Linked DNA regions of Homo sapiens: region 2 is linked to region 1. Evidence: chromatin loops called from intact Hi-C (ENCODE). Cell type or tissue: HCT116. All regions are shown on one strand. Links, peaks and the distances in the headings refer to the core of each region. The heading gives the core; the rest is flanking DNA.

Region 1 (5,390 bases), core at 232-5,231:
AATTAGCCAGGTGTGGTGACACATGTCTGTAATCCCAACTACTCGGGAGGCTGAGGCAGGAGAATCGCTTGAACCCGGGAGGCGGAGGTTGCAGTGAGCTGAGATTGTGCCATTGCACTCCAGCCTCGGCAACAAAAGTGAAACTTAACAACATGAGTTCAACTCTGAAAAGACCACAGTTATAAAAATTATTATGATATTAATTAAGTTCTGAGGTACTAAGCATCTGATCTAAGGCAATGGCAGTAAAAATGGAAAAAAAAAAAAAAAGGAATGGGTATAGGAGACATTGCCAAATACAATACAAAGAGGAATAGAGGAACAAGAGGTCACCTCCCACCATATCAAATTCTGAATATTTAGTCAAGTTTTTCTTCCAGGGATCAGAATTTGTTAAACCTTGCATCCTGGTTAAAAATCAAGAGCTAGACATAACATGCAATTCTTACCTATGTTCTTATCATCTTAGTGACTAACTTTGTATATTATCTCATAATATGTAACTGCTCTTTGCTTTTGTTCTGTCTCCCAACCTACTAAAATAATAGAAGAATTTTGTGCATAAAGAACCTGATCTAAATATCTTTCTACCCCCAGCACCTGGTCCAGTGTCCAAAAGATAGTAGAGACTCACAAAATTTGAGAATAGTATTGATGATACTATTTACCTGAAACTAATGGCATAGATATCATCCAAACAGAAGTCACTGGACTTGATTGCATCATTCGTAACTTCTGCATACAATTATAAATATGAAAAAAATTAACAATGCAGGCAATGTACTATCTGACTTATGTAATGTGCCTTCTGTGATAACAACTTTTTTAAAGATATACTTAATTGCTAAAAAAAAAAAAAAGCTATTGAAATATCAATTTCATGAAAAATTTGTCAAGGTAATTTGGATGCTGTATATACAAAGCCCTATCTATTTTTTTCTGAATGATAACTTTCCAAATCTCTTAAAAAGAGTAAGAAAAAATGTGCTTAAAAATACCAAAGTAATGGAGAAAGGCTAATTAAAATGAAATTTTAAACCTTGATGTTTGTATTACTACCTAGCCAAAAGAACTATTTTAGAGAACATAAGCGTAATTTTCCCATGTTTGACATTTTCAACAGCTGGTGGTCAGCCTCTCATTCCAGATACATCTGGAATGAGGTTACTAATGTCCTCTTACACCTTCTCCATTTTCATTCGGGATACCCCTTAACCCTGAGGAAACTGGACTTTTGACTAAGCTTTATATAACCCTTCTCTTAGTCTGAGGAAATTACAAAGACTCAATTCAAAGGATTTAAGGTGGCTCGTGCCTGTAATCCCAGCACTTTGGGAGGCCAAGGCGGGAGGGTCACTTGAGTCCAGGAGTTCGAGACCAGCCTGGACAACGGGGTGAAACCAAGTCTCTAGCGAAAGATGGGTGTGGGGCGGTCACCTGTAATTCCAGTTACTTGGGAGGGCTGAGGCATGAAAATCACTTGAACGCGGACCAGGGAGGCAGAAGAAAAATAAGGATTTATTGAGAATTGCTATGTGTTAAGGACATGAAGGCAAATAAGATATGGTCCCTGTTCTCAAGGAATTTACAGTTTAACAAGAGAAAGATCTCAGAAAAATGAAAGTCTCTCTGTCAATAACAGCCTCTCCTTGGTATTTATTGATAAGTGTATATGAAAACGCAAGCAATAAAAAAGTGTGTGTGTATATATATATACATATTTGACTTCAACACTGAGAAAAAAGCAAAGCAAAATGCTACCCAATTGGAATTCTAACAAAAAAATTGATTCTCTATTTTTATAATAATTCTAACATTTATTAAGCAATTACTAAACACCAACTATTCTGTTATAAGGTGTATCCAGAGGGTTCACATATATTATCTCATTTAATCCTCACAACTCTCGGAAGAAAATAGGGTCATTGCTTTTTTTTTTTTTTTTTTTTTTTTTTTGAGACAGAGTCTCACTCTGTCACTCAGGCTGGAGTGCAGTGGTGTGATCATTGCAACTCCTCCTCCCAAGTTCAAGCAATTTCACGCATCAGCCTCCGGAGTAGCTGGGATTACAGGCATGCGCCACCACACCCGGCTAATGTTTGTATTTTCAGTAGAGACGGGGTTTCACCATTGCTGGCCAGGCTGGTCTCAAACTCCTGACCTCAAGTGATCTGCCCACCTCAGCTTCGCACAGTGCTGGGATTACATGTGTGAGCCACCGCACCCAGCCAGTAATTCCATTTTTAGAGAAAGTGAAACAAAATTGAAGAAGACAAATAGCTAGTCTCAATTTACCCAGGTGGTGAATGGCAAAGACAAGAACCAACTGGAACTTTCTGGTCCCAAAGTCATATTTAACTGCCACCTTCGTGTCTCACTGCGTAATTGGGGGCCAGTAAAACCGATTTTAGGAAAGAACTAGCATGCCGAGACTTTTCTTCCAAGTCTGTGTACCACTATAAACTCCTTCCCAGCTGTGTGTGCCCTGCTTCTCTCTTCCAGACACATTTGTACCAGGAAATGAGCCTTCCTGGAAACAGAACATACACACTCAGGCAGATATTTGACCATTTCCCCAGTCCCCTGCTGTTGAAAAACTGCTATCACATTCTCTTTTGGATGGAGACTTCTAACTTTCTCCCTTTTTCATACTTAATTCTAAAATGAATCAGTGTCCCCACTAGAATTAGCAGTGTCATATTAAATTAGAACAAAAAAATTGGATGTGAGAATCTAAGCGTAGCTTCTATACTACAATTTACAGCAGCCAAAAGCCTGCCAGAAGCCAAATACATTTCTGGATGTGTTATCTTCATCCTGAGCCCTTCCAGAGCCTCACTCCTGGTCACTGCAGGTCAAACCCCCAGCCACTCTAACACACGCCTGTGTACCTTGTTAAGTGGTTATTCCTCATTTGTTCCTTAAACTGCAGAGACTGAGTTTCCCCAGCCTCTCCCTTTACTTTATGAAGAGACTCCAGAGTAAACCATTGTTTCCATTGCTCTTTACAATCCTTGACCTCTGGACACAATCAGAAAATCCTGACTAAAGGGCCCCACTTGCGAAGAATGAGTAAACAATTTTATGCCTTTCCTCTATTTGGCTTTCCTCCAAGAGGAAAGGTTGACCCCAGAACAATTTCCTGTTCCTAGATTATGTGAAGATCTTTAATTATACAACTTTAGACACATGTTGGTATATTTTCATCACACTCTGTTCAATGGGGAGAGAACTATTAATATTCTTACAAGCAAAAGTGCATTTGTGTATATACATAAGAAAAGCACAAGAGATTTCTCTATCAGAATAGAGGTTATCAGGCCGGGCACAGGGGCTCATGCCTGTAATCCCAGCTCTTTGAGAGGCCAAGGCAGGTGGATCACCCAAGGTCAGGAGTTCAAGACCAGCCTGGCCAACAGGCAAAACCCCCGTCTCTACTAAAAATGTAAAAATTAGCCCGGTGTGGTGGCGCATGCTTATAGTCCCAGCTACTTGGGAGGCTGAGGCAGGAGAATTGCTTGAATCCAGGAGGCAGAGGTTGCAATGAGCTGAGATTGTGCCACTGCACTCCAGCCTGAGCGACAGAATGAGACCCTGTCTCAAAAAAAAAAAAAAAAAAAAAAACTTGAGGTTCTCGATTTTTCATTTATTTGAAGATAGCATGGAATTCTATTAAATAAAAAAATGATTTGTAGAAGAAAGATCTCTTCCAATTGAAAAGTGATTTTTGAGTACATAATTTATATTCAGTTCTGTGCTAAGTATCATGTGGGGTGGTCTATTACGTGGACCAGTGGACTAGGTATTATGTGGATCTGTAAACAGATGTGCAAAAGGAATCAAAATCTCAAACCTCAAGGGTTTTGGCTGAAATTCAAGCACGGCATGCTGAGCCATCTCCAAAGAAGAACCCAAGTAAATTTCTGTGAATGTTTTTCTTATCAGCTCTTCTAAAAAGATGTAACTCTAAAACCTAAGGAAACATTCATGATGTCAGGGAGTTTCCCTGAGAAGCAGAGATTTACCTCACAGAGTTCTGCTGATGGCAAGCCTTGCTGATATCTTGACTTCTGCTGTTGGAAATGCATTGCAAGTGATGCTTAGCTTCCAGAACCCTTCTAAGCAGACATTGTTCAGCAATTCTTTCTTTGCAACTACTTTTTCATTGTGACTTTTCATGTCACCACATCAATCATTCTGGATCAAAAGATTCTATTTTTTATCCAGAATACCCATTTCAAAGGTGACTTTTCTCTGGGCATGGCATTTACTTATTTGAATATGCCCCATAAAGGAGTCTTCCTGTCCACCAGACCCGGCGACTATAATCATCATAAATTCTTTGTAAGTTGTGTACACCATTAAAAAAAAATTACGTGTTCAGTGACATCATATATATTAGCACCTTTATTCTGCTGATTATACTTTCAAAAGATTCTCAGATGTGAGTTCTATAAAGGAAATCTGGGTACTATTTATTTATTCATTCAATAGTGTGAACAGTTTTTATTTTATTCTAAAGCTTTTTTTCATAAACACCTCATTTGGAAAATAATCGTTTTTCATTTCAGCATTTTTGTATAAAAAGTCCAAAACTCCAAAATTTTATTCCAATTTAAAATCACAGCCTTAAATAATCTACATAGCTGATTATGCTAAAAGATGAACAGAAAAACATATCTAAGATACCTAATGCAGTAATAAGTAAAATTTTTTTCAATTCAAAATCTAAACAGCGTATCTCCTGGACCTTATTCTAGTGTGTGGTTTGCTTTACCATGGCTTCTTACTTTATCGAAAGAGAGTTCTTTGCTGTTTCAGAGTTTTTTATTTTCTTTCATTTCAGATGCTGGATTATGAACAAGCACCTAACATTCAGCTTAGTATCGGAGTTAAAAACCAAGCTGATTTTCACTACTCCGTTGCTTCTCAATTCCAAATGCACCCAACCCCTGTGAGAATTCAAGTTGTTGATGTGAGAGAAGGACCTGCATTTCATCCAAGTACTATGGCTTTTAGTGTGCGGGAAGGAATAAAAGGAAGTTCCTTATTGAATTATGTGCTTGGCACATATACAGCCATAGATTTGGACACAGGAAACCCTGCAACAGATGTCAGGTACTGCAACTATTTTCTTCATGTTCTATGGTTCTATCCAGTGTTAATTCATGTAGCATGCGCTAATATATGTTGGTTGTAATACTTTTGGAGGGCTTTTTTGCTTTTATTATTCCTTTGATTTAAAAGACTATTAGAGCATTTGAAATCTTAGAATTTTAAGTGTTTTAGAGGCTTCAATAATGTAAGGGCTCCAACTAGTTATAAAAGTAATTGTGTCCAGTGAGTAATTGTAAGATCAAAGAGCCTCCTAAATTACTCCATAAGTCTTT
Region 2 (5,390 bases), core at 391-5,390, 400 kb before region 1:
GCACCACTGAACTCCAGCCTCAGCGACAGAGCAAGACCCTGCCTTAAAAAAAAAAAAAAAAAAAAAAAAAAAAGAAAAGAAAGAAAAAAGCTTCTGCTTCATAGGTGATTTTGGTATGAACAGAGAATTCCTTATTTTAATTCCTTCTTTCTTTCATATTCTTGCTTTCCTTAAAATAAAAGCACTTTACATTCGCATGGTGCTTTGTATATTTAAAATATGTCCTGCAATGGTGACTATAGTTAATAATAGTATATGTTATATTTCAAAATTGCAAAGAAAGTACATTTCAAATGTTCTCACCACAAAAAATAAGTATTTGAGGTGATGCATATGTTAAGTGTGATTTAATCATTCTACATTGCAGACATAAATCATAATATCACTTTGTGCCCCATAAACATATACAATTAAATTTTGTCAATTTGCAATAAGATAAAAATATATATAAATCATGCTATTTAATCTTTATCCTAAAACTGCATACAAATGTTGGTGTTTTCACAGAGAAATACAGATTTCATTTGAAAAGTTTGTAATTGTGAGGAACTAGAATTACTTTCACGATCTTCTATATCAAAAGGGTTCATGAGGTAAATACACAACTAAAAATGAGACGTTAGTGAAGAATATTAAAAACATCCTATATTTATGGGATTTTATAAATTAAATGAAATATGAAAAATGAAATAAAATCTCTTTTAAATTAAATAATGTAACAAAATCAAAGAGCACGGGAAAATGAACAGAGCAAGCAAGAGAGAGCCCACAGAAAAATACAGAAAATATATGTTAATTTGAATTGTCTATTTTTCTCCATTCGGAGGTTTAAATTTTAGACTCAAAACACCTAAGGAAACTCACTTCACCGAGACGGGGTTGAGTAAAACTGTGCCACTCCGAGTAAGTGTATCTGCAGTTGTCCACCTCCGTGTGTCCTCCCCTGCAGGAGTCCAGGGTATGATGATGCCCAGCCCCCCGGCAGGATTCCAAGGTCTGGTTTCCTCCTTTCATCATTTCAATGGTTTCCTGCCCTCCATTTTTCATTCCTGATCCCATAGTACCACAAAAACCTTGGCTAGAGTTGTTGGTAGTTTGGGTCATAAATCCATTGGCAGAGCACTGAAATAATAAAATGAAATAATTCATGTTGAGAGGAAATGGATTCTAAGTTGTCATGAGAAGGCAAAGGAGAGAGAATATTTGTTCAACCTTTTATTCATTCATTCATTCATTCATTCAACAGACATTTATCAGTTTCTAATTATGTGCCCAGATACTGTCTTCATTCATTTTGTGCTGCTATAACAGAATACCTGAGACTGGTTAATTTTTAAAGAACAGAGATTTATTTCTTACAGTTATGAAGTCTGGGAAGTCCAAGATCAAGGAGTTCACATTTGGCGAGGGCCCATCCCATGGCAGAAGGTGGAAGGGCAAAAGAGCACGAGTGAGAGGGAGAGGGAGAGAGGGAGAGAGGAGCAACAGGGGGCTGAACTTGCTTTTACAATAAGCTTTCATGATAATAAACCCATTCTCATGATAAGGACAGTAATCCATTCATGAGAGCAGAGCCCTCATGACCTAATCACCTACTAAAGGTCTCACCTCTCAACACTGTTGCATTGGGGATTAAGTTTCCAACATATCAGCTTTTAGGGACAAATTTCACCATAGCAAATGCAAAAGCCTAGGGATATAAAGATAGACATAGTCTCTCGATGGCTCCAAGAAGATCTTATTCCAGGGAGAGAGAAAAACAAATACTTTGAGAATGTGATTACTCTACTATGTGGGTGAGCACAAAATGTTACAAGAGCACAGAAGTAGAGCATTAAAATTCAAATCCAAACAGGGTAGGTGGAATAGAACAGGTAACTGGAAAAACTCTGAGCTAAGAGACTAGGGACTAGTAGGAGTGGGACAAACAAGGCAACCACTGTAGAAGGGTCTGGAGGCAAAAGGCAAACAATGTCCTTCAGGGGTCCCCAACTTCAATCAGTTGAGAACAGCTACCACATAAGATTAGGGTTGGGGGGAGTTAGAAAGGTTATAAAAGGCCATAAGATATAAAGATCTATATGCTATGCTAAAAAAATAGACTTTATTATGAAGATCACAGGGACTGTGAAGAATTTTAACTCATTACAGAGAGAAACACATTTCAAAAATATCATTCTAGGCAATAATGTGGAAGACAAATAAGAAGACAAATTTAAGTTCATGGAGATCAGATGGGGGTCACTGCATCTGATCTGATCTGATATTCCAGGTAAAAATGATAAGGACCTAAGCCAAGGAGGAAGCAGTGATGACTGAAAGAAGTAGATGGACTCCACAGAGAGCCTACAAGTATCTAGATGGATGAGGCAATCAAGGACAGAGTTAGAAATTATTCTTTTGTGTTCCATGAAGGCAAACAGGTAGATGGTACAACTCACTGAAACAGGGAGGAAAGATGTGCTTATGGGCAAGAGGAGAGTGAGCAACTAAAGTTTGAACATGGTAAACATTAGAAACATGTGGGATGTCCAAGATGAATATATGAATATGCGGATTTGGAACTCAGATGAGAGATTTGAGCTGGAGATATAATTCTGGGAGACACTCCCAAATAGGTGATAGTTGAGGCCATGGGAATAGAGGACCTATCCAGAGAAAATTGTCAACCAAAATAAAAAAGGGCTAAGGATAGAACCACAAGAAAAATCACATTTTAAGGGGAGGGTAAGAGAAACACAGCTGTGACAGGCCAGATCTGAATAGCCACTGAGATAACAGAGAAAACCAAAGTGGCAGGACCCTGAAGCCATGAAGAGAGAATATGGTAAGGAGTGGGAGCAGCCAATGATGTTAACAACAACAACAGAAAAATCACAGCAAGGTAAGAATGGGTTCAATTAAAGTATAAGCGCCCATTGGATTTAAGTGAAAGAATAGCCATTGATGAGCTTTGCCAAAAGAATTTCCAGGGAGTGCTGGGTAAGCAGGAAGGAGTATTATAGAGAAATCAAATATAATTTTTTCTTTCCTAAAGTTCAGTTTGAAAGAAAAAGAGAGATGTGGAGGGAACTAGAGGATGACAAAGAGTCAAGGAAATGCTTTAAAATGAAAAAGTCTTCATTAAACATTAACTTAATACTGGAACTTCACTCCGACCCTCTGAGCCATAGGACAGAAGTTTAGTTACAGTGGTAACCTCGACATGTCAGTTTTCATTACAAACAGTTACATTACTTTCAGGACAAGAACCTCCATTACATTCAGGTTCCTTTGTGCCACCTTCCTATCAATTTAAATTTTTTTCTACTTAAAATGCAGTCTTTAACTAAATTGAAAGATTTTTCAAATACAGATGATTTATTGAACCTGAAATATATCTACAAAAGTCATACTTACTGTCGCATTGCCTTAGAAAAAAATACCAGAAAAAAAGAATTGAAAAGTAGCCATTTGGTGGCAGTGCTACCCTACATTTTTTTATTTAAGTTGCCATTACAATAAAATTCAATTACAAAAAAGGAAAAAAAAAAACCCTCCTAATTATTAAATCTTCTTGATGGTATAATTTCGTTGTAATAAACACAAGTTCAAAGATCATATTTCTAAGTGAATAAAAGAGGAATTTAAAATAAACTAAAAGCAATGCTGAGCCTACAGGGCTAGCTTTCATACTTTTATTCTCTGCTCCTTTCTGTCCTCCTCCATCCACATTTCCCAAAGTTCCTTCTCACAGGGTATCAACAACTCTTTATCCATGTCAATAATTTCTAGGTTTACTTTTCCAGTCCTGATTATTCACCCAACTCCTAATCCCATGTGCATGCCTTCAAGTGAAATTCAGATCCAAAGCTAAAATGATCACTTTTACTCATTGTATTAAAGCAAGTTTATAGATTCAAGATGAAATTTTATGTTTTTGTATAAATTAATAATTCCAAGCCCCTTTTAGAAGTGTTCCTAACACAGAACAGGTACATATTGTGAAATGGCCACTCAATATCATCAGCTCTAGCATTAAATGGCAAAGAACAGATATTAAGTAAAAGTCATCCATGCCGGTCTTAAAAATAAAATAAGAACTTACTATGAGTCAAGGACTGTCAAGGGATTAAACCTGCTTTCTCGCTGGAGAGATCATCACAGGTTTCTACATGTAGGCACGTCAAGCATAGATGGGCTATGATTTTGCATGGTGGTGTGGAGGAGTTGAAGAGAGAAATAGTGAATAAGAAAGGCATCTTCACCCCGAGACATAGAAAAGGCTGGATATGTAGTCGTTGTCCCTGGCTATAGCCTCTGCCACTTTGACTCTGCTTTTTACTTTGTTCCTTAAGTTCAGTCAGTCAACAAGCTTATCCTTTATACCTTTGAAATATTTCTTATTCATCCCTATCTTAATATAACAATTACCATCATCCTGGTAGAATTAACTCATGCTTAAACTAAGCTTTCATCTTCCCCAACCCTGATGTCTTCCTATTCTCACTGATCCCCCTACTGACTCAGCTTCACGCTGCTTGATTATACCTCTCTCCTGTAGAAAAGCCTTGGCTGGCTCTCCTTTACCATGAGAATAAATCCGAAATCCTTAGTGCAGCATTTAGAAGTCCTATCTCCCACTTGTTTCTTAATATTCTCTTCTCTAACACCGAACTTGTTTCAAGCCTCTTTTCCAACACATGATTTCTTCTATTCTAAATCAATTTATTTATTATTTGCTAAATAGCCCCTAAACTTTATCATCTCCTGTCTTGTAGGCTATGCTGTTTTCCTCTTCTTTAGCTATTCTCACCGTCTCTTCACTTTCAAACCCTTCTTATTCTTTAAGTTACCAAGTAAGCTGTACCTCTTGTCACCAGCCTTTCTGGTTGATCCAAACTACATGAGTACATTTAGGTATCATAGGTGTTTTTGAACTCTGACAGTGCTTTATCATATTGGTTTATTGTCATGTTCCTATTTTGCTTTTCCATAAAGTAGGATCTATTTCTCATAAATAAGTTGGCATCTTTTTGAGGTAAGAACATGCCTTGTAAGTACTTTTGTGTATATATATATATTTTGTGTACATATATATATACTTTGTGTGTATATATATATACTTTGTGTATATGTGTGTGTATATATATACTTTGTGTTTATATATACTTTGTGTGTGTGTATATATATATATATATATATATACTTTACACAAAACAAGAAGCATAAAAGCACCTCAGAAGTCCTAAGAAATATATAAGGAAAGAGAGTGGCAGTAATCTTCCAAACCCCTCTCCCTTTCTTTTAGATATATCTCATTGATATTTTCCTAGCTATCTTGAGAACTTTTAGCAAGCTTTTTTCCCCATTATAAATGGTCAACAAGTTACATAAACAAATTATATCTG

What was found. A loop is a pair of places that touch in the nucleus more often than their neighbours do. Peaks named below come from ENCODE experiments on the same cell type or tissue, not always from the same donor. Only the 100,000 strongest peaks of a DNase experiment are listed, where the experiment ranks them.
Region 2: a loop joins it to region 1, with 2.3 times the contacts of the local background. A loop is called at or near these places in 2 of 110 quality-filtered maps.

What each region holds. Positions count from the first base shown.
Region 1 is chr18:31,394,426-31,399,815 of GRCh38, forward strand. It overlaps DSG4 (desmoglein 4), which reads left to right. Exons shown (of 16, transcript NM_177986.5): 9 at 4,847-5,118. The region is part of intron 1 of DSG1-AS1 (DSG1 antisense RNA 1); the gene reads right to left. Among named protein-coding and RNA genes, the nearest start is that of DSG4, 20 kb to the left of the region's middle. RefSeq lists a silencer at 3,847-4,047. In HCT116, for the core only: a CTCF peak has its summit at 2,569; a DNase peak (open chromatin) is centred at 5,136; H3K4me3 peaks cover 1,133 bases; H3K27ac peaks cover 2,676 bases.
Region 2 is chr18:30,995,927-31,001,316 of GRCh38, forward strand. It overlaps DSC3 (desmocollin 3), which reads right to left. Exons shown (of 16, transcript NM_001941.5): 15 at 865-1,122. Among named protein-coding and RNA genes, the nearest start is that of DSC3, 44 kb to the right of the region's middle. RefSeq lists an enhancer at 1,260-1,834. In HCT116, for the core only: a CTCF peak has its summit at 3,461; a DNase peak (open chromatin) is centred at 3,385.